Regions from separate parts of the Homo sapiens genome. Here all the other regions are linked to region 1. A link is a loop called in an ENCODE intact Hi-C map of the cell type or tissue named here. Cell type or tissue: Calu3. All regions are shown on one strand. Each heading gives the region's core, and the rest is flanking DNA. Links, peaks and the distances in the headings are about the cores only.

Evidence for each region. Peaks named below come from ENCODE experiments on the same cell type or tissue, not always from the same donor. Only the 100,000 strongest peaks of a DNase experiment are listed, where the experiment ranks them.
Region 2: a loop joins it to region 1, with 2.4 times the contacts of the local background. A loop is called at or near these places in 1 of 110 quality-filtered maps.
Region 3: it touches region 1 in a loop (1.9-fold over the local background); 1 of 110 quality-filtered maps calls a loop at or near these places.

The regions. Positions count from the first base shown.
Region 1 is chr12:81,870,103-81,878,172 of GRCh38, forward strand. No RefSeq gene overlaps it. Among named protein-coding and RNA genes, the nearest start is that of LINC02426, 80 kb to the right of the region's middle. In Calu3, for the core only: no CTCF peak of the experiment used is centred there; a DNase peak (open chromatin) is centred at 4,249.
Region 2 is chr12:81,958,735-81,966,804 of GRCh38, forward strand. The region is part of intron 2 of LINC02426 (long intergenic non-protein coding RNA 2426); the gene reads left to right. Among named protein-coding and RNA genes, the nearest start is that of LINC02426, 9.1 kb to the left of the region's middle. In Calu3, for the core only: no CTCF peak of the experiment used is centred there; no DNase peak of the experiment used is centred there.
Region 3 is chr12:82,095,583-82,103,652 of GRCh38, forward strand. No RefSeq gene overlaps it. Among named protein-coding and RNA genes, the nearest start is that of LINC02426, 150 kb to the left of the region's middle. RefSeq lists an enhancer at 6,602-7,801. In Calu3, for the core only: no CTCF peak of the experiment used is centred there; a DNase peak (open chromatin) is centred at 3,779.

The DNA.
Region 1 (8,070 bases), core at 1,409-6,408:
ATGTTTCTAACACAAATAAATAATAACTGCATAAGGTGATCAATACCCCAATAACCCTGATTTTATCACACACATTGTATAACTGTATAAAAATATCACATGCATCCCATAAAAATAGACAAGTGTTATCTGTGTATCCATAAGTAAAAGTAAAAATTTTTAAAAAGGTTTAGACACAAAAATTTAGATATACAGAAACTGCAGATGTTAGAGAACAGCTACAGATGAATTTTTTTTAAATTTAGTCTATAACAAAACAATGAGGAATTAACATCTAGAAATAATCATATGTAATTTTTCAAAATAAAAAGAACCATTGAATTGCTTAAATAGTAGATTAGAAAGAGTCAAAAACAGAATTAATGAACTGGAATATATATCCCAAGAAATGACTAAAATACGTCATGCAGATAAAAAGATGTATTAAAATGACATTAATATTTATATAGGACAGAATGAGAAGTCTAGTAAGCATCTGACTGGCATCCCAGAAGCAGGGAATAAAAAAAGTAAGTAGGGAAAGTAAAAAATGTTCAAAAAATATATTAAACACATACTAAACAAAAGGCAATATTTCAAGAAATAATGGTTGTGTTTCCTGAACTGATTTTATATAAAAAACAAAATACATATCCAGGAAGCACATTTTATCTAAGATAAGAAGATATCACTTGCAAAGAGAAAACAGCTCATTTCTAAGCAGTTATGTCAACAAGATTAAGAATGGAATTCAGAAGGAAGCAAAAAAAAAAAAGTTTCCAAATATTCACAGTAAATTAGTGTTGCCATAGGAATATATAACCAGTCAAATTACCTTTAAAAATATGAAGTTGGATGGTTTCAAACATAAAGCAAAAGCTGAAAATGTGAAAATATATTAGGTATAAAATAAATAACCTGAACAGGGACAAAAATTTTCCCTATTATCATGAATGTAACTTGGTTAAATTCCCTATTATAAGACAAAGTGTGCCAAGCGCAGTGGCTCACGCCTGTAATCCCAGCACTTGGGGAGGCCAAGGTGGGCGGATCATGAGGTCAGGAGATCGAGACCATCCTGGCTAACACGGTGAAACCCCGTCTCTACTAAAAATACAAAAAATTAGCCAGGCATGGGGGCACACGCCTGTAGTCCCAGCTACTCGGGAGGCTGAGGCAGGAGAATTGCTTGAACTCAGGAGGCAGAGGTTGCAGTGACCCGTGATCGCACCACTGCACTCCATCCCTGGGTGACAGAGTGAGACTCTGTCTAAAAATAAATAAATAAATAAAAATAAAAACAAAAATAAAAGACAAGGTGTAACAAGTACATTTTTTTTGCTGTTTTTGTTTGTTTATTTGTCTTACTACTCAACAAATTACAAATATGAGATAATTCCTTAACCCAATGTAACATCTAAAATATTCTCTCCCTGTACACCATCTGCTATTAAGATCAAATCATGAGGTATCATCCTTTCATATTTGTGTAACTGGTATTTATGCAAATTCGGTAACTATTACTGTCCATTTTGCTACCTTCTAGCCTTAGGAAAATGACTTTAGAACCACAGCACCCATTCCACCCTTCCCCAAACTCCAATTATTTCTAGAGATCACCAATGTGTATTGTATATGATCTCAACGACATCTGCTAACGTCTTGCTTATTCGCATCTTGACGCAAAGCTCTGTTGGACACTAAAGATGTGTCAGTTCACAGGGAGCCAGAACTTCAGTGTGCTCCTCATAGAAACTGAAATAATGCTTTTGCCTACTCGAGATCCCACTGGTCCCTAAGTCCTGAGGCAGCACTGTCTATATGCTGTATTTCCTAAATCCCTTTGAAACATTCATCTTCACTTTTAAACAATGGTATTCTTTCTAGAAATTTCCAAAGTAGCAAATGGGAGCAAGTTTGAGCATAAACCATCCTGTGTTTCTTCTCCTCATCGAGTCTATCAATCACTGCCAGCAGACATTTCTCACAAAATTTCCTCCTTCTCTCTCACATCACATAGTACTTAGATCCTAACAACATATCAATTAAAAACAAGCAAAAGAGTTTTAAACAATAATACTATTTAATGGTGTGTTATGAGAACCTATCAGCCAGGGTAAGTGCCTGAATAATCAGGAAACTCAGATGATATGCTGTATTTGCATATACTAGCTGTATTAGTCCATTTGCACACTGCTATAAGGACATACCCGAAACTAGGTAATTTATAAAGGAAAGGCGTTTAATTGACTCACAGTTCAGCATGGTTGGGGAGGCCTCAGGAAACTTACAATCGTGGAGGAAGGTGAAGGGGAAAGAAAGGCACCTCCTTCACAAGGTGGCAGGAAGAAATGCTGAGCAAAGGGGGAAGAGTCCCTTATAAAACCATCAGATGTTGTAAGAATTCACTCACTATCATGAGAACAACGTGGGGGAAACTGCCCTCATGATTCAGTCACCTCCACCTGGCCTCTCCCTTGACATGGGGGGGATTATGGAGATTACAATTCAAAATAAAAAGTTTGGTGGGGACACAGAGCCTAACCACATCACCAGCTGAGTCATACCTAGCAATACTCTAAGTATTAACAAAGTTAGGTTTCATCTTATGGTGGCTGGAGCAGGTTGTTAATGTCTTTCCCTGCATAGTTTTCTTTTTGTCATTATTGATGGTTCACTATCTATCCTCCAGGTTGCTGTCAAAAATGAGAACTCAGAAGTTTTTGATACTTTGATGGTAAAGTGATTTACAATTCCAGTAAAAAAAAAAATTGGTACAGCTTTATAGTATCTGTAGAAGTGGAAGCCTTTTTTAATTGGATCAAATATATAGTTTTTTATTTTCTGTAGAAACAAAAGACTATCGCTTAAAATGGTCACTGGTCTCTTACTGTCAGTTCAGTGTGTGATAAAATAACTTTTTCAATTTTTGGCAATCATGGAGAGTGATAAAATTATATATTGTTTGGACATCAGCTGGCATAAAAAGTGGAATGGGCTATTGTCACTGGCACATTGATTGGTGTTATAAGCAAAATTGATTGTAGGAAGTAAGCATTTAAGACTCACATACTACTCAAGAGAAAAGAGGAACAGAAGAAAAATACATCCATGTAGTTCATATTTTGCTAAACGTTTATTCGTATCTCTTTGGACTACGTCTCTTGTTAAAAACGCAAATTTTTAAATTAATTAAATTAATAATTTAAATTATATACATATAAACATACACGTCCAAACCTACTGGGTAGGTTTTAAAGGTCAAGGGTATTTTTAAAGATGAGTCTTATAATATATTCAAGAAAAAGATCATTTCGATTACATGCAAATTCTCTCTGAGGATGGTAAATTGAGTGAGTCCAACACACTTCATGAAGTTTGCATAGCATTGAGGCCAAAACCAGAAAATAACTGTATGAGAAAGAAAATATACAGACCAATCTGATATATAATCATAGAAGAAATATTCTCAGTAAAACAGAAGAAAATCTTATTTATCAATTCATTATTAACAAGTAATGCAAAATAATTTAACTTCTGAATGTCTCTTCATCTGCTTTACTTTAGTCATAAGAGAAAAAAGATAATAATCTCAATAAATAAATACAAATATTAAGCATGATTAAACATGCATTCTTAGTAAAAAAAAAAAACTAAATAAATAATAGCAAACTTCAGAAAACTAGTAATAGAAAACTACCTTTTAAGTGGACAAAGATTTCTATATAAGCCCCTAGCAAATATCATATCCAATGGTGAAATATGGAAATGATTCCTTTTATTTAGTCTTCTTTCAGTCCTCTATCACTATTCATTTCAGCTATTTTCTATTTTTTTGTATTCTAGATAATGCTGTGAGAAACATCCTTTCTACTACAGTATATTGTCTATTCCACACTATTTTCTTATAATAAAGTCCTGAACATAAAATTGTTCAAAATGTATATAACTTCTAAGACTCTTGGTATATATTTCCCAGTTGCTCTTGATTTTCCTTGGACAATGCCTCAATTTAAAACATTTCACCATCTGGTTCCATTACCCTTTGGCAGCCTTATCTTTCCTCAAAATTATTTTCTAATGTTGTGAGTTTACTTATGGCCCCCAGAACCTGATGTTTGCTTTCATATATCCTTTTCCTATATGATAAAGTCACCGTCCTCTTTCAAAGTCCAGTTCACTGTTACTTCTCGCTGTTTTAGGGGAAGGTCCTGATTCCCATGGCAATATTAATCGACCCTTCCACTGTGTTCCCTTTGCGGTTGCCTCAGGTTATTTGTACAGTTATCACATTGTACTAGTTAGCTGTTTTTCTGCCTGGCTAAGTTGCCAGTTTCTTGTAAGCATTAACCATGTCCTCTTCACCTTAAACCCCCAGCAAAGACTAGTGTAAGAAACATATAATCCAATCTTAATAAATGTTTTTGAATGAGTAAAAGGAGCATATACTCTCTTTCCCCAAATTAGACCTAAATTCTCTGACCCAGTTTTTATCACCACTTAGGGCAGCAGACCATTCAGATAAGTGCTAACAGTAGTAAATCTCAGCTCCAAAATTATTTGAGACAATATTCAAAAAGTTGAATGAATTTATAGAAAAAAGTTATGAGGAATTTTAAAATATGAATTTAATTCACATCTTATTAGGGGCTGAATGAATGCTTCCATTACAAGTTTAGTCACGTTTGCTGTTGGAACAATGCCCAAAATCAACTAAGAACATCTGTCTTGAAGAGATAACAACAGATTTCAAAATTATCAAGAATAGCACGAGAATTAAAAAGCACTTTTGAGATCAAACTACCTTAGAACATCAAACATAGCACATGTTTGTCTCTTTTTTTTTAAAAAAAAGAGGTATATGTAAGCACATATTGAGTCTTCAACAGGCTCAATTGCTCAAAAGTCAATGTGAATAGCTTTATAAACTGCAACTAAGTGTTTGTTTCAGGTAAGGAAAGCTTTTTACATTAACTTCAGAAGTAAATTACTTCTGTTGCTTTCTATGAAATGTCCATTTTGATTCTCCTCTCCACAACCCAATCACAGACTTCTGTGAAAACTGGTACCCGTTGCTTCTGATTGCATCTTCTATGAACACTTAAATATCCTATGTGCCACCTTCACTTGGAACTCTATTCCCTATCCAATCTTTGTTAATGTGATAATGAAATTGTTAATCTCTCACATGATACATATCTTCTATCTGCCTAGAAATATTATAGAGGTCATTTGGTTGGTTGGTGCAAAAGTAATTGCAGGTTTTGCCATTACTTTCAACCTAATATAAACAAAAAAGTCTTTATTTATAGAAATTTGATAGTAAAGCAGGCATGTTGAGCAATCATGTTGTGTCAGGTAAGACTTTGGACATGCCTAAAGATGTGATCACATATTCACATTTTATAAAGAAGTCAGGCAAGGAATATATATGAGCAATGCAGACTTTGTGTTGCAGATTTGAGTGTGAATACCACATCTAGGGCACCCTGCAGCTGCTCCATTCCAAAAGATGTTGCCATGCAGGATAGCAAGCATGAAGCCTGGAATCCCAACTTTTAAAGTTTTGTATAAAATCAAACATTTTAAAGTTGTTGTTTAATAATTCAATATTTTTGCGATCTTGTGTGAACCAAAGAAAAGGTACCTCTAGGATGGATGTGACAAGTGAGCATCAGTTTGCAGCTTCTAGGACATAAATTGTGTCAAGCATATTCTGCTTCTGGGAGAACATATTCTAACTCCTAATCAGATGTACCCTTTCGGTTCAGAAATTTCCAGGTGAAGTGCTGAAGTTAGGAATCTGATCCAGTACCATGTCAGATTATTTGTAGCCATTTAGGGGTAAGAAGTTTGAGTTTGATATAAGAATTTAAAGGATACTGGAAAGGCTCAAAGTTTGTTTTAAATGTATGAAAAAGAGGTTGTGCTATAGAAATTTTAAAACAGTTGAAGAGAAACATTAAAAAAATCAGAGAGGTGTATTTGACAATAATCTGAATTATCAGTTCTCCCAGCTCCTGCATAAATAGTTATAGGTTATCTTCACCTTTCTCAAATTATATGTCTAAACTTTAACTGGAAATGAAAAATGTTTAATAAATGTTATGTAATATTCTTAAGAGTTTACACCACTTTAATCATCACTGACATTATCTCTTGTCAGTAATAAGTACAGTTATAATCCTTACAAAATAACTTTTATCTTTCAATATTTTAAACACTATTTATCTATATAAAATGAATAAAATCTAATTACAGAAAATACGTACATAAATTAATAAAGAAAAATTTAAGGTAACCAGATTAACCCCTAAACTCCCAGGTTAATCTATAGAGATATACACACATGTATCAATATTGTTTTAGGTTAGTAAATAAAAATATAAAACATTTTTTGAAATGGCAGAGTATCCAGATGTACCATCATTTTAAAACAGAGTTTCTAACTTATATACATTTACATTCTAACTTTTACTGTTATGAATAGTGCTTCAATATGTATAAACTTGTATATGCTTTAGCATAAAATATGGTAAACTGAATTTCATGGGCATATGTATGGGCATTTTGAAAATTTTTGATACACAGCGAATTTCCTTATGGAAATTCCTACCAATTTAAGTGCTCTGACAACAGAAGTACTTATTTCCCCATGTTTGACATTACTCTTAATCATTGGCTTTTTAATATGTAAAAACCAAGATCTTAATGTTGTTTCAGTGGGCACATCTTTGATTTTGTAACACTAAAACTTTTCCTGATATTTATTGGTCATTGTCTCTGACCTTTTATTTTTAGTTTTTGTTTGTTTGAGACAGGATCTTGCTCTGTTGGCCAGGCTGGAGTGCAGTGGCACAAGCATAGCTCACTGCAATCTTGAACTTCTGGGCTCAAGCCTCAGCCTCCTGGAGTATCTGGGACTACAGGCAAGTGCCATCATGTCCAGCTCATTTTTAAATTTTTTATAGAGATGGGGGTCTTGCTATATTGCCCAGGCTGGTCTCAGATTCCTGAGCTCAATCAAGACTCCCACCTCAGGTTCCCAAAGTAATCCTCGAAAACTGGGATTACAGGCATGAGCCACCACACCGGGCCTCTGACCTTTTATAAATCTCTTATTCTTGAGTCTCCATGGGCTGTCTTTTTACTGATAGAAGCTCTTTATGTATATTTAGTTTATCCATATAATACATGTCATATATGTTGCAAATACTTTCCCAAAGTTGTAATTTGTCTTTTATTATTTATGTGTGTTGTTTCACCATACATGATTTATATATATGCATGTAATCAAATTTATCAGTTCTCATTTAAATACAGTCTTTGCAGGATAATTAGAATTTCCCATCCCCCAAATATCTGGCTGTATATTCACTTTTATGTCTTTCATTGTATTTGCAGTTAAATCTTTATTCTCTCTATAATTAATTTTCTTGGAAATATTGAGGTGTGGGTATAACTATACTTTTGAAACCTGTTAAATAGTTATCAGGGTTTCATTTACTTTTTTCAAATAGTTTTATTTCATTTTAAATGTAACAATCTAATCAAAAGAGGATTTAAATAATTTAAAACATATAAAAACATATAACCAGTTTTCACATCAATATTATAAATGAATTTATCCATCTTCTACTCTTTTAAAATACTTTATCATAGAAAATATTCTTACCTAGTGATCAAACCATATCCAGGTTGTGCAACTATGGGTCACTTCCTTGACAGGATTGTTTTCAGGATTTTGGTTTAAGGCATGTTAACTGCTTAGGACAGTGTCTGGCTTATTGCAAGTGCTCAATATGTGTCAGCTGTGATGATGAAAGGGATATGTCTATTTCTGCACTATATATTTAATTAAGCTCTCTATTCGTGTATATTTTAATAACTAATAAAGTGAATGATTGCTATAGCTATCAACCCACATTTTCTTGCTTATTGTTGCCCCTTTGTTTGTCCAGAAGAAATTAAAGATAATTAAGTTACATGGTTAATGGTTTTTTTCAGGTTTTTCATATTTTCAGCTAGGAACATTGTGGCAACTTGTGTTTTTCTACAATATTATTCATTACTCAAATTATTTACAATTTA
Region 2 (8,070 bases), core at 1,652-6,651, 89 kb after region 1:
CAGGGATTACATTGAATATTTCCACCAATTTAGGAAGTATTGGCCATCTTAACATTATTAATCTTTCAATCCATAAACATGAGACGTCTTTCCATTTATTTAAGGTTTTTTTTAATATCTTTAAGCAATGTTCTGTATTTTCTAGGGCACAAATCTTATACACCCTTTTGTTATACTTAAATATTTTGTTCTTTTTTTATGTCATTATGGTTGGAAATGTTTTCTTAGTTTCAAATGCATAATTTTCATTGTTAACCTATAGAAATAATTGATTTTTAGAAATTGATCTTTTATTTTTCAGCCTTCACAGGTTTTTAGTGTAATCCTTACAATTTTCTGTATATAAAATAACATGATCTGCAAATAGAGATAGTTTTACCTCCTTCTTTCCAATTTAGATGCCTTTTATTCCCTCTTCTTGCCTAGATGCCTGGGCTGGAAACTCCAATACAATGTTAAATCAAGGTGATGAGGTTGAACATCTGTGTCTGGTTCTTGATCTTAGGGTGAAAATATTCATTCTTTCGCTATTAAGTATGAGGTTAACTGTGGATTTTTTGTAGATGGTCTTTACTAGGTAAAAATGAGTGTTTTATCATGAAATGTAGTTGTAGTACATCAAATGTTTTCGAAATAACTGTATAATATTTTGTCTTTTATTCTGTCAAAATGGCTTATTACATTAATTAATTTTGGATGTTAAATCAACCTGTGTTCCTAGGATAAATCCTACTTGTTCATGTTGTATAATCCTTTTAATATGTTATTGGATTTGGTTTGTTAGTATTTTGATGAGTATTTTTGCAAATATATTCATCAGCGATACTAGGCTGTAGTTTTTTTCTTCTAGTTTTAGTATCAGAGTAATATTGCCCTCATAGGATGAGTTGGAAACTGTTTCCAGCTCTTCTATTTGTTAAAAGAATTTGTGAAGTATTTATAGTAGTTTTTCTTTGAATGTTTGATAGATTTCACCAGGGAAAACATATGGTACTTGGCTTTTCTTTCAGGAAGTTTTAAAATGATCAATTCAATTTTTTGCTTATTATAGACCTATCTGGAATTTCTATTTATTCTAGAGTAAGAGTCAGTACTTTGTGTCTTCCAAGAAATTAATTCGTTTCATGCAACTCATCTTGTTGGTTTATAGTTGTTTGTAATAGCATTCCCTTATAATCTTTTTATTTCAATACAACAATAGTAACATTCCTTTTTCATTCTTGATTTTAGTAATTTCAGACTTCTCTTTGTTTTTTATTCTTGGTTAGTTCAGCTAAAATTTTGTCATTTTTTTTTTTATATTTTTAAAAGCATCAAATAGCTACTCCTGCTTTCCTTTCATTTATAGTTGTGTGATATATCTTCTTCCATCCTATTACTTTCAAACTATGTCTCTTCCAGACAAAGCATTATTGGATCACAGTCTTTAAAATCCAATTTAAAAGTTCTTGGGTTTTGGTGAGATTGTATAACCCACATGCATTTAATATTATTGATATGTTTAGAATTATATCTGCCATTTTGCCTTTTGTTTTCTATGTGTCACATGTCTTTTTTCTTTTTCTACTTTTTTTTATACTAAGCAGCTTATGTTTAATGTAGCAGTTTAATTTTTAGTAAATTTTAAATTATATTTTGAAATATTTATTAGTGGTTCTTCTAGGACTTACAATGTATGTCTTAACTTATGAAAGTCTAATTTAGATTTATACTGATTTTATACCCATAAAATATAGAAACTTTATTCCTATATAGCTACATTCCCTCCTTATATTTTGTGCTATTACTGTCATACATACTACTTCTATAAAGCTTACAAACTGAACAATACATTGTTATAATTATTACTTTATATTATCTTAATTTTTTAAAGAACTAAAGAAATAGAAGCAAATATATATGTATAGAGCTTGTTATATTAACATTCTTATTTACCCTTGCTGTTTCTTTTTATTCCGTCTAGTGGTGTAAGATAACACTTGGTATCATTTGCTTACTCCAATATAACTTTGTTTTCACCCAGTTCCTTTGAACGTTGATTGTCAAATACATGACATTTCTTTGTGTTACATGCCAAATTGTTGTATTATGCAATTGCTTTTTGAATCAGTCAAAAGAAGAAGAGACAAGAGCATGCAATTATGCTATATTTTTCAATTAGCTACATAATTACCTTTATGGGCATTCTTTGTTTTTCTTGTAGCTTTGAATTACTGTCTATTGTCACTTGCTTTCAACCTGAAGAAGTTCCTTTACTATTTATTTTAAGGCAGTTTACTGGCAACAAATTCTCTCAATTTTTGTTTCCCTGGGAATGTCTTATCTTACCCTCATTTTTGAAAGATAGTCTTGCTAGATATAAATTTATTTTTCACTGTTTTTACTTTTAGCTTTTTGAATATGTCATCCCACTACCTTCTGGGCCCTTCTTTCTGATAAGCTGCCAGCTTGATGTAATGATTCCTTTTACTCTTGCACCTTTCAAGATTTTCTCCTTGTCTTTAAGCATTTTGACTGTGATATGTCTGGGTGTTTTTCTCTTTGTACTTATTGTGCTTGGAGTTTGCTGAGGTTCTTGGCTCTGTACGTGAAGATATTTCATCAAATTTAATAAATCTTCAACTTTTATTTCCTTGCTTATTTATTTTGTCCCTTGCTTTCTTCTCCATTGCTAGTCCCATGAAATGTACGTTGGTGTGTTTAATGGTGTCCTACATTTCTCTGAGACTCTGTTAATTTTTATTTATCCTTTATTCTCTCTGTTCCAGATTGCCTGATCTCTATTGATCTGTCTTCAAATTCACTATTCTTTTCTTCTGCTAGCTCATTTCTACTCTGCTAATGAATTTTTCATTTTAGTTATTTTACTTTTAAACTATAGAATTTTAATTTGGTTATTTTTTTAATAGTATCTATCTCCTTATTGGTATTCTATACTTGATAAAATATTGTCATCATACCTTCCTTTAGTTATTTAAGCTTGATTTCTTTCTGTTCTTTGAAAGTATTTGTAATTGCTGCTTTGAAGTTTTTGTCTACTAAGCCCACTATCAGGGACACTTTAAAGACATATTCTATAGCCAATTTTTTCCTTATTTATAAGTCACACTTTCCTATTTCTTGGTATGTCGCATTATATTGTTGAAAACTGAACATTTCAGATAATCTATTTTACCAACCCTGGATACTGATAATTCCTGGAGTTGTATTTCTTATCTGGTCGTTTAAAAATTTGCTTAGTTGCTTGACTGAAATAGTTCTATGCTGTATGTTTCCCTTACAGGGAAAAGATTCTGATATCATTGCTCACATATTCCCCCTTGTTTTTTCTTTAAGCCTGGCCACCCTGGTCAGTATAGCCACTAATTTGTCAAATGTTACATGTAAATCTCTATAGCCAGTTAGATTTTTACTCTTTACCATTAATGTGTGTTTGTGGTTTGGAAATTGCTAGCACAGTTCAGGGATTTTACATGTCTCTGCATATTCAACCAGGAACAATAGCCTAGAGGGTCTCTCTCTGGCAACTCCCGAGAGTGTGCAGTCTTGGGCAAGCACATGTTTTTTGAGAATGCCAGGAATGACTATGATATTATTTAGAATACTGGTTAGGAGTCACCTCTGGGTCAGAGTAGCTCATTATTCTGTCAATGTTCAGTCAGAGGTTGTGTTTACGCCCATTTGCCAGTGAAGCTTCAGACATGTTGATTTGTGTGAGTCTTGGGAGATGTTTTTAAATATACGCCCACATGTAGATTTCATGTTTCTGTCTGGGTAAGCCTATTACACAGGCACAGGCCTCCTCTAGAATTGTCCACATCATAGAAGGGCTTTTATTTGCTGTCTTTTTCTCTGATTGTCTCTGGTAAGCTTCTGGCTACTCTGCCATTTTGTTTGTATCAGACCTACCAATGTCTAAGCTTTGGGACTCAAAATGATGTCATTGTGGTTTTTTCATTATCACAACTGCAAAAGATGGATTATTCCTTTCCTTCTGTTTTTTACTAATAATACCTACTCCTCCTTTGTGAGTGAAATGGCCCATTAAGGCTCGGATATGTAAAGCTACATTCAGAAATTTCTAATTTACAATTCCAGATACAATTTGAGAGGATGAGTTGAAGTTGACTGCTGAAAGAAATCAGGTACAACACAAATAAATGGAAAATCATTCCACGCTTATGGATTAGAAGAATCAATATTGTTAAAATGACCATACTGCCAAAAGCAATTTACAAATTTAACACTATTTCTCTCAAACTATCAAAGTCATTTTTTACAGAATTAGAAAAAAAAATATTCTAAAATGCATATGGAAACAAAAAAGAACCTGAATAGCCAAAGCAATTGTAAGCAAAACGAACAAAGCCGGAGGCATCAGTCTACCCAACTTCTCACTGTACTAAAAGGCTACAGTGACGAAAACAGCATTTTACTTGTACAACAGACACATAGACCAATGGAACAGAATCAAAAATTCAGAAATAAAGTCGCACACCCGCAACCATCTGATCTTCAACATGGCCGACAAATACAAGCAGTGGGAAAAGGACTCCTTAGTCATTAAGTGGTGCCGGGATAACTAGCTAACCATATGCAGAATAATGAAACTGGACCCCTACCTTTCACCATATACAAATTAAATATTTAAATGTAAGACCTCAAAATATAAAAATCCAAGAAGAAAACCTAGGAAATACCCTTCTCAACATCAACCTTGGCAAGGAATTTTTGGCTAAGTCCCCCAAAACAATTGCAACAGAAACAAAAATTTACAAGTTGGACTTAATTAAACTAAAGCGCTTCTGCACAGCAAAAGAACTTATCAAAAGTAAATAGACAACCTTACAGAATGGCAGTAAATATTTGCAATCTGTGCAATATTAGACAGAGGTCTAATATTAAGAATCTAAAAGTCACTTAAACAAACCACCAAACAAAAACCAAATAACCCCATTAAAAAGTTGGCAAAGGACACGAACAGACACTTCTCAAAAGGAGATACAAAAGTGTCCAGCAAACATGAAAAAATGCTTATCATCACTAATCATCAAAAAAATGCAAATCAAAACCACAATGAGATACCATCTCACACCAGTCACAATGGCTATTAATCTAAAATTAAATTTTAATCTAAAATGGCTCTCTGGTGCCATCTGGAAGTAAATTATCTTTGTGAATAAAAGCCTAAGCCTTAGTGTGTAAATTTGGCTGAGAAAGACAATTTAAGCAGGTGAAGAATAATTAATCATCTTAATGTCTAAAAACCTTTTCAAGAAATCCTGAGGTAGGCAGAATTCTAAGATGCCCTCCACCTCAGATTTCTAGGCCCTGGTTTACACACCTTCTCCCAGTTATTCAAACACTAATATATGTGTTGCTGTGAAAAGATTTTGCAGATGTAATTAAAATCTTTATTCAATTGGCTTAAATTAGGAAAATTATCCTAGGTGGGTCTGAGCTAATCAGGTAAATAATTAAAATAAGATGAAGTGCTAGAATTTCCTTTTTAAAGAATGAATAGGCCAGCCACGGTGGCTCATGCCTGTAATCCCAGCACTTTGGGAGGCCGAGGCGGGCAGATCACCTGAGGTCAGGAGGTCAGGACCAGCCTGGCCAACATGGTGAAACCCATCTCTACTAAAATACAAAATAAAAATTAGCCAGGCATAATGGCAGGTGCCTGTAATCCCAGCTACTCAGGAGGCTGAGACAGGAGAATCGCCTGAACCCGAGAGATGGTGTTGCTGTGAGCCGAGACTGCGCCACTGCACTCCAGCCTGGGAGCTGAACGAGACTCCGTCTCAAAAAAAAAAAAAAAAAAAAAATGAATAATATTTTATTGTATGTTCATGGCACATTTTCTGTATCCATTTACCTATCAATAGACACTTAGATTTTTTATCTTGGCAATAGTAAATAATAGTTCAATGAAGAAGAGAGTACTAATATCTCTTTAAGATCTTGACTTCAATATAACCAGAAGTGAGATGGCTGGAGCATATGGTAATTCTTTTATACAATATTTTGAGAAGCCACCATAGTGTTTTTAATAGTGGCTGTACCATTTTTATATTCCCATGAATAGCATACAAGGGTTCCAATTTCTCCACATCCTCACCAACACTTGTTATCTTTTGATTTTGACTAATAGTCATTTCAACAGTTGTAAAGTAATATTTCATTATGGTTTGAATTGTACTGGTACTTAGTGATGTTGAACATTTTTTTCATATATCTGTTGGTAATTTGTATGTCTTTGGAGAATTGTCTATTGAAGCCCTTTGTTTATTTTTTAGTTTAGTTGTGTGGGCTTTTTGTTTGTTTGGTTATTTTGTTCTTGCTGTTGAGTTATAGGAGATTCTTATATGTTTTGGATATTAATCCCTTACCAGATATATGGTTTTCCAACATCGTACCCATTGTGTAGGCTGTCTTTTTACTCTACTGAGTATTTCCTTTACTGTTAGAAGCTTTTTAGTTTGATATATTCCCACTTGTCTAATTTTATTTTATTGCTTGTGCTTTGGGGTTCATATCTAAATCATTGCCAATAAAAATGCCATAAAATTTTTCCCAAAGTTTTCTTCTAGGAGATTTATAGTTTCAGGTTTTACATTTAAGTCTTTAATCGACTTTGAATTAATTTTGGGGTATGGTGTAAGAAAAAGGTTCAGTTTCATTCTTTCCATTGTGGGTATTCACTTTTCCCAACAGCATGCAACATGAATGAACTTGGAGATCATTATGCTAAGTGAAATAAGTCAGTCACAGAAGGACAAATACTGCAAGGTTCCATGCATATGAAGTACCTAAAATAGTTGTACTCTCAGAAACAGAGAGTAGAGTGTTTTTTTCCAGGAGTTGGGGAAAGGGAAAATGAGGAATTGCTGTTTCACAGGTATATAGTTTAATATAGGCAAGATGAATCATTTCTAGAGATACACTGTCCAACATTTCGCTTATAATTAATGATACTGTATTGTGCACTTAAAAATTTGTTGTGTAGGTAGATCTCATGCTAAATGTTCTTATTACAATAAGTAAATACACAATTAAATACAATAAAATAAGATGAAGTATGGTACAGCCATTATGAACAACAGTATAGAGGTTTTTAAAAATAATAATAATAATAAAATTACCATATGACCCAGCAGTCTTGTCTTCTAGGTAAATATCCAAAGAAGATGAAATCGCTACCTTGTAAAGCTACCTGCATTTTCATGTTCATTGTATTATTCACAATAGCCTGGATATAGAAACAATCTAAATGCCCATTGACAGATGAATAAAGAAAAATGGTGTGTATGTGTGTGTGTCTGAGTGGGTCTGTGTGTAACAGGATATTATACAGCCTTTAAAAAGAAAGAGATTATGCCATTTGCCACAACATGAATGTACTTGGAGGACATTATACTAAGTGAAGTAAGCCAGACAGAGAAAGAAAAATATCACATAATCTCGCTTATATGTGGAATATATACATGAGCTCAAATACATGGAGATACAGAGGTAGATAGAAAATGAAAGTTTTTACCACAGGCTGGGCATGGGGAAAGAAATAGAGAGATGAAGATTGAAAGATACAAAATAGCAGGTATGTAGGATAAACAAATCTACAGATCTAATGTATAAAATGAGGACTAAAGTTAATAAAACAATTTCACTGGAGATTTTTGTTAAATAAATAGATTTTAACTTCTCTTGTCATTTAAAAACAGTAGTTATATGAGACGATAGATAGGTTAATCCACTTTACTATAGTAACCACCTTACTTTCTCTACATATTCCATAACATAATGTTATAAATCTCAAATATACACAATAACATTTATTTTAAAAAATAAAGTGAAGTATGAGAGACATGCTCTCCTGTTGGCCTAGAAGAAAATGGAACTTGTCATGAGTTCTACAGCTACAAAAAAATGAATTCTGCCAGAAAATTAAATGAATTTCAAGAGGTCCTCAAGTTGAAGATAAGAATGCAGCCCCAGATAACACTTTGATTCCTAACAGTTTTATTTCAGCTGTATGAGAACTGAGCAGAAAATCCAGCCAATCTATGC
Region 3 (8,070 bases), core at 1,652-6,651, 230 kb after region 1:
TGAATAGAATGTATATTCTGCAGTTATTGGGTAGAATGTTCTGTAAATATCTGCTAAGTGCATTTGTTCTAAGGTATAGTTTAAGTCCATTGTTTCTTTGTTGACTTCTGTCTTGATGTCCTGTCTAGTGCTGTCAGTGGAGTATTGAGTGCCCCACTATTATTGTGTTGCTGTCTGGCTGATTTCTTAGGTCTAATAGTAATTGTTTTATAAATCTGGGAGCTCCATTGTTAGGTGCATATATGATATATTTAGGATAGTTATATTTTCCTGTTGGACAAGTCCTTTTATCATTATATAATGTCCCAGGTTTTTAACTACTTTTCCTTTAAAGTTTGTTTTGTCTGATGTAAGAATAACTACTCCTGCTCACTTCTGGTGTTGATTTGCATGGAATATCTTTTTCCACCCCTTTACCTTAAGTTTATGTTTGTCCTTGTGTGTCAGGTGAGTCTCTTGAAGACAGCAAATACTTGGTTGGTGAATTATCATCTGTTTCTCCATTCTCTATCTTTTAATTGGAGCATTTAGGCCATTTACATTCAACATTAGTATTAAGGTATGAGATACTATTCTATTCATCATGCTATTTGTTGCCTGAATAACTTGGGTGTTTTTTTTTTCATTGTGTTATTGGTTTATGGGTCCTGCAAGATTTATGCTTTAAGGAGGTTCTATTTTCATGTATTTTGAGGATTTGTTTCAAGATTTAGAGCTCCTGTTAGCAGTTCTTGTAGTGCTGGCTTGGTAGTGGCAAATTCTCTCAGCATTTGTTTGGCTGAAAAAGGCTGTATCTTTCCTTCATTTATGAAGCTTAGTTTCACTGGATACAAAATTCTTGGCTGATAATTGAGGAGACTAAAGATAGAGCTCATCCCTTTCTAGCTTGTAAGGTTTCCCCTGAAAAATCTGCTGTTAATCTGATAGGTTTTCCTTTATAGGTTACCTAATGCTTTTGCCTCAGAGCTCTTAATATTCTGGCCTTCATCTTGACTTTAGATAACCTGACTATGTGGCTAGGTGATTATCTTTTTGTGATTAATTTCCCTGGTGTTCTTTGTGCTTCCTGTATTTGGATGTCTAAATCTGTAGCAAGACCAGGGCAGTTTTCCTCAATTATTCCCTCAAACATTTTTCAAACTCTTAGATTTCTCTTCTTCCTTGGGAACACCAATTATTCTTAGGTTTGGTCATTTAACATAATCCCAAAATTCTTGGAGGCTCTGTTCATTTTGTTGGATTCTTTTTTCTTTTTCATTGTAGGTTTGGGTTAAGTAGAAAGCCCGGTCTTTGAGCTCTGAAGTTTTTCTGTTACTTGTTTGATTCTATTGCTGAGACTTTCCAGTGCATTTTGCATTTCTCTAAGTGTGCCCTTGATTTCCAGAAGTTGTGACTGTTTTTTATTTATGCTATGTTTTTCATTGGAGATTTTTCCATTTATATCCTGTATCTTTTTTTTAAATTTATTTAACTTGGATTTCATCTTTCTCTGGTGCCTCCTTGATTAGCTTAATAATCGACCTTCTGAACTCCTTTTCTAGCAATTCAAAGATTTTTATCTTGGTTTGGATCCCTTGCTGGTGAGCTAATGTGATCTTTTGGGGGTGTTAAAGAACCTTGTTTTGTCATATTACCATAATTGTTTTTCTGGTTCCTTCTCATTTAGGGGTGGACTATGTCAGAGGGAAAATCCGGGGCTCAAGTGCTGCTGTTCAGATTTTGTCCCACAAGGTGCTCCCTTTCGTCACGCTTTCCCTCTTCCCATAGGGATGGGGCTCCCTGAGAGCCAAAGTGCAGTGATTGTTTTTTCCCTTCTGGGTCTGGCTACCACGTGGAGCTACTGGGCTCTGGGCTGGTACAGGGGTGGTGGGCGGGGTGTCTGCAAAGAATCCTGTGATGTGACCCATCTTCAGGTCTCTCAGCTGTGGATGCCAGCATCTGCTCCAGTGGAGGTAGCAAGGGAGTGAAGTGGACTCTGTGAGGGTCCTTGGTTGAAGTTTTGTTTATTGTGCTCATTTTGTGTCTTATGGCCCCTGGCCAGGAGGTGGCACTTTCAAGAGATCTCCAGCTGTGGTAATCTAGGGAGGACACAATCTTGCCCTAAGGTTGCCTGGATAAGTATTGGGGTTTCTGAGGTGGTGGACAGGTCCATAGAGTTTCCAAGAGATTATGTCCTTTGTCTTGGGCTATCAGGGTGCTTAGAGGAAGACCTTGAGGAGGGGGCAGGGTTAGGCAGGTCTGAGCTCAGACTTTCCTTGGAGGGGCTCGCTGCAGCTGCTGTGGGGGATGGGAGTGTGATTCTCAGGCCAATGAAGTTATGATCCCAGGGGGACTATGGCTGCCTCTGTTGCTTTGTACAGGTCACCAGGGAAGTGGGGGAAAGCCTGCAGTGACAGGCCTCAACCAGCTCCCACACAGGCTGAAAGGCCAATCTCACTCCCACCATGCCCCCACCACCAGCACTGAGTTTATTTCCAGGCAGCTGGTGAGCAGGGCTCAGAACTTGCCCCAGGTTACAAGCCTCCCTGCTGAAAGAACAAGCAGGGCTCTCAGGTTTCCTGCTTCCCTCCCTGTCGTGGCTTCTGTGCTGGTGTCTGCACTCCTGGTTCACCCCCTCCCCCAGATTCTATCCAAGAAACTTCACATTTGGTGGAAATTGTCATGAAGTTCAGCTGAAAGTTTCCTTCTTGCTGTGATCTTTCCCCAATTCTATTGGCAGCCTTTCCAAGGACCCCTGTGAGACAAAGTCAGAGATGGCTTCCCTGGGGACCGAGAGTGCCCACCAAGCTCTTCCACTGCTTCCTCTATCCATGTATTTCACTCAGTACTCTAAATTCATCTCAGCTCCAGGTAAGGTCAAATCCTTCTCCCATGATCTGGACCTCCAGTTTCCCCAGTGAGGATGTGTGTTCAGGGGCAGATGATCCCCCTTTCACACTTTCACACTTTGGGCACTCATAGTTTTTCAGCTGTCTCCCAGAGCCAGCAACAGCAACCCACTTCCTGTAAAAGGTCTGTCAATTTTTTAAAAGAAAAAATAGAATACAAAGCTGGATAAGTAGAATGATGCTAAGTTTTTTTCAGTGGAAGTAGTGCCAGTGGTGGGTGTTGTGTGTTTGTTATATCAGAATATATAACGATTGCTATGGTTTATGTCCCCTCCAATATCAATGTTGAAACTTAATTCCCAATGCAACAGTATTAAAAGGTACAGCCTTTGGAAAATGATTAGATCATAAAGGCAGAGCCCTCATCAATGGATTAATGTTTTTATAAAACGGCTGGAGGAAACTAGCTAGGTACCCTTTTGCCCTTTCAACATTCTGCCTTGTGAGTACACAGCAACAAGGTATCATCTTGGAAGCACAGAGACTAGGCCTTTATCGGACATTGAACCTGCTGGCACCTTGACCTTGGACTTCCAGCCTTTGGAACTGTGAGAAAATCAATTTCTGTTTTTTATAAAAAATGCCAAGTCTCAGGTATTTTGTTATAGTGAAACAGACTATGGACAGATAGATGAGAGATCTGAAATTCACTAAAATTATGCACATGGTTTCTATGAATAGAAACATTATGTTTAAATTCTTATTTTTTAATTTATTTTTTATATTTTTAAAATTTTCAGCAATGAACATGTATCACATTTTATAATCAAGCAAAAACAATAAATGTTATTTTTGCAATTCCCTTCTGACACATTTTCATGATATCTCCCTCTAGTCATCAAGAAACAACTTGTTGCCAAATACCAGGAAATTAACAGCAATTATCACCAGCTGGCTAGATGGAGGTAGTAGTCACTGGACTGTAATCCACCCAGCATGAAATAGAAAACCTTGAAGGAATAAAGTGGATGATTAATCAAACTTGAAACATCAACTTCCTGGGATAGCATATATCAAGACAGATTACTCACTGAACATTAGACATCATTCCTGAGAATCCCATAATGATTTCAGCAGCATCAGCCCTTTAAAACAGACAGCTGAAGTCCACCTTAGAGATCAGGAGTTTTATTTATTCAAAATAACTTTTTAAATTCTAAATTCTAGCTGAAAATGAAATGTCTTATTGGCTAGGAAGTGACAATTACACACACACACACACATGCACATTTTTTGAGACAGAGTTTCCCTTTGTCACCCAGGCTTGAGTAAAGTGGCACAATCACAGCTCACTGTAGCCTCCACCTCCTGGTTTCAAGTGATCCTCCCACCTCAGCCTCCTGAAACAATAGGCACATCCCACAACACCTGGGTTGAAACCATAGGCGCTGAAACCATAGGCACATCCCACAACACCTGGCTAATTTTTTGTATTTTTTGTAAAGACAGGGTTTCGCCATCTTGGCCAGGCTGATCTCAAACCCTGAGTTCAAATGATCCACCTGCCTCAGCCTCCCAAAGTGCTGGAATCACACGCATGAATAACTGTGCCCAGCAAACAATATTTTTATATGATCTATTTTTTATTTAATCATAATTGGACTCAAGTAAACAAAGGACAGCACTTGGCTTTACAGTGTTATTGAACATATGATCCTTCTCTAAATGTCCTACAATCCAGGCAGATAAACCGATATGTATGTTAATTGACAATATGAGAGCATCTATGTTCATTTTGAGGTTTTAAGATGAGGTAAATTGCACCCCAACTCTTTTCTCAAATTCTGATCAATTAAAACACATATAAGATGTAAGGCAGGCAGAAAACCCAAATCAGGAAGAGCAGTTCTATTTGTGAGCAAGTAGGCCTCCCTTATACTGACTCAAAATTAGACAGACTTACCAACCTTGCTAAAGGTAGCCTTATATTGCCCCTTTCAGAAGCTGCCACTGAAAAACCAGTTGCAGTAGCATCAGCATCACCTGAGAATTTTTTAAAGATGCAAATTTATAGGCCTGCTCTAGACCTGCCAAATCAAATTTCTGTGCAAGGGGCCAAGCTATCTGTTTTAAGAATATCTCTAGGGATTTGGAATCACATTGAAGTTTAAAAATCACTACATTTTTAGAGGGGGAGAGGGAGAGGAGCTAAGGTATGCATGCATGTTTCTTTTTCCTCAGTTCATTCCATATTTATGAAGAGAAGTGAGTAAGGAGGGATAGGAGAGAGGGTAGGACGGATACACCATTGAAACTTCCTCTAGATAGAAGGAACTATCAAGAATGGAGCAGAAGCATCTACCTATAATCTTTTTCAGCTATTGGTTCTCTTAATCCATTGAGTTTAAACATTAAGCCTATGGTTAAATAGAGGCTTACCTGTCCCCTTTGATGTAAACTACAAAAGAATCATGGTAATTCTGCTCCCTCTTTCATGAGGCCATCCCTACCCCTTACCAGACTTTCCTTGTTTTAGCACCTTCCTGGGACCATTGGTGGACAGTGTAGACTTTGTGTCTTGAAGTTTTTAAAATGACTTTCAATACCAATTAGTTAAATTTGTTGAGAAAATTTTGAGAATTATGACTGGCCTTTCCAAAATGAAGTTTAGAACTGTTACTGATAATTATGAAGTGTACACGGCTACTTACAGAATGCTTTTAATGATGAGGAAAAGGATCTTTATACTTATCTCCAGAATTTTAAAAAACTTAACTCAGAGGATTTATCTAAAAGTCCCATAGCCTAACATACAAATCAAATTTCAAGGATCTGATTTCAGCTTGAAGAATTTTAGCTAATGAATTACTTGGCCAAGCAACTACTCTTCTTTTTTTTCTTTTAATTAAACCAAAGAAATTATCTATGGTACAAAATACTCTTAACAGTCCAATAATTCATGTGATGAGTGAAACTGTAAAACCTGCAGTTGTTTACATAACTGTATAAAACTGTGCCCTCTCCAAACTGAAGCCACAGAACCATCACAAGTTGTATCTGAGGATTTTCTCCTTATTTACAAGCTAATTATCATGGAGGATTGATCATTTCCTGTTCCACTAGGAATTAACTGCAAGGCCTTTCTGTCCCTAAAGCCAACAGTACACTCTCACTTGTTTCCTATTTCAAATTATGTCCACTCATGTTGTCCAACATAAACTATCTAAGATTCTGAAATAAGAGCAAAAGTCAAATTAGGATAGTCCAATAATAATATGCCAACAGGAGATTTCCAAATCTGGAATATATCTTCTCTAATTTTTATATTGCAAGGAAGAAATTAAAATACAAAGATTAAATCCTGTTACAAACAAAAGGCTTCAAAATCCAAATGAACATCTCAGATTCAACCATCAAGTGCTTTTTTTAAGCCTCAAGAAATAAAATTCTTCCCAAACATCTTATTATGCTGAGTCTTAGAGAGGATTCTTGTTGATTCTATGGAATTGGGTTTACTCCATAGCCACAGAATGGGGGTCTTCAAAGAAAATGAAAGAGCTTCCCTAGGACCTCAGAACCATATCTCTCAAAGGAACCACTTAAAAATTTCCAAAGAAATAACAAGGAAATCCTGCAGTGTGGCTGATAGATATCCGACAGGCTCTCCACTAAAAAAACACAAACGCTTCTGGATAAAACACTTTTTAGTACATTTTTAAATTTATAGGAATGAGGAGAAATCTCCAAGACACCATTCCTCTGTCGAAATAAAACCAACTCATGAGCTGAAACCTGAAGAGGGAGTGGTTAATGGTAAGCAATGGTGAAAGGTGGGATTGTCTATATAATTGCCCGACCAGAATAATTTTGGATCTCTGACGAGATGAGGGAGCTGAAATTGAGATTTCTTCATTAAGTCTGGAATCTGGTTCCAGCAGAACAAAATGCAATTTCCCTTTCTCCTAAGGCGAGTATCTTCAATTCTGATTATTAAAGTCAATCAAACATGGATTTCAGTTCATGGCGGATGGGAGGCAGGCCTATATTGCAGCTCTGACTGGAACGGACAGAGCAGCGTGCGAAGGCTCGCATCCTGAATTTTAGCTCCCGATCCACTGCAAAAACAAACCAGGAATGCCCAGAGGACTCACAGACCCTCTGAAGGAAGTGGACTGCTCCTGCAGGACCCGGGAGACGCCCCAAATACTGTGATTGCCCCAACTACAGAAGTGGGAAAAGAAGATCCTACTCTCCCAAACATACATCCCCACTGGAGAAACTGAAGGTCTGTTTGCCGGAGAAGTTTCCGACCTTACCTGGAGCTGAGTCAATTTATAGAGCGGAGTGAAATACAGGGTAGAGGAAGCAGCAAGAAAGGCCCTTGGAGCTTGCTGGGTCCCCAAGCCAATCATTCCTGCCTGGTACCACAGGGATCCATCGGTAGTGTGGCCAGAGGAGCAGAGGGTAAAACACTTCAGGGAGAGGGAATTCTCTAGCTGACCTTTGTAACAATTTGAACCGGGCGAGAAGCCTCCTGGCAAGAACTCAGGGGAGGGCCACGAATCCGAATCCGGTGTGCAGACTCCACAGGTGGGGGAAGAACAAAGCCCTTTTCTTTCACAGCTGGGAGGTGGGTAGCCAGGCTCGTCCACCACCTGGAAACAGACTTGGGGCTTTTGTGGGGGGCACGGTGGGAGTGAGACCAGCCCTTCAATTTGCGTGGAAGCTGGGTGAGGCCTGTGACTGCTGGCTTTCCCCCACATCCCTGACATCCTACATGACTCAGCACAGGCAGCCATAATCCTCCTAGGTACACAACTCCAATGACCTGGGAACCTCACTGTCATCCCCCACAGCACATGCAGCAAGACCCACCCAAGGAGATTCTGAGCTTGGAAAAGCCTAGTCCTGACTCCACCTGATGGGCCTTCCCTATCCACCCTAGTAGCTGAAGACAAAAGGCATATAATCTTGGGAGTTCTAGGGCCACGTCCACAGCCAGTTCCTCTCCATACTACAACAGCTAATGCTATCTGGAAACTGCTACCTCCTGGCAGGAGGCCAAACAGCCCAAAAATAGGACATTAAACCACCAAAGCTAAGAACCCTCACAGAGTTCATTACATCCACCCTGCCACCTCCATCATAGACAACACAAACAAATAGAAATACATCCCATGCTCATGGATGGGTAGAATCAATATTGTGAAAAATGACCATACTGCCAAAAGCAATCTATATG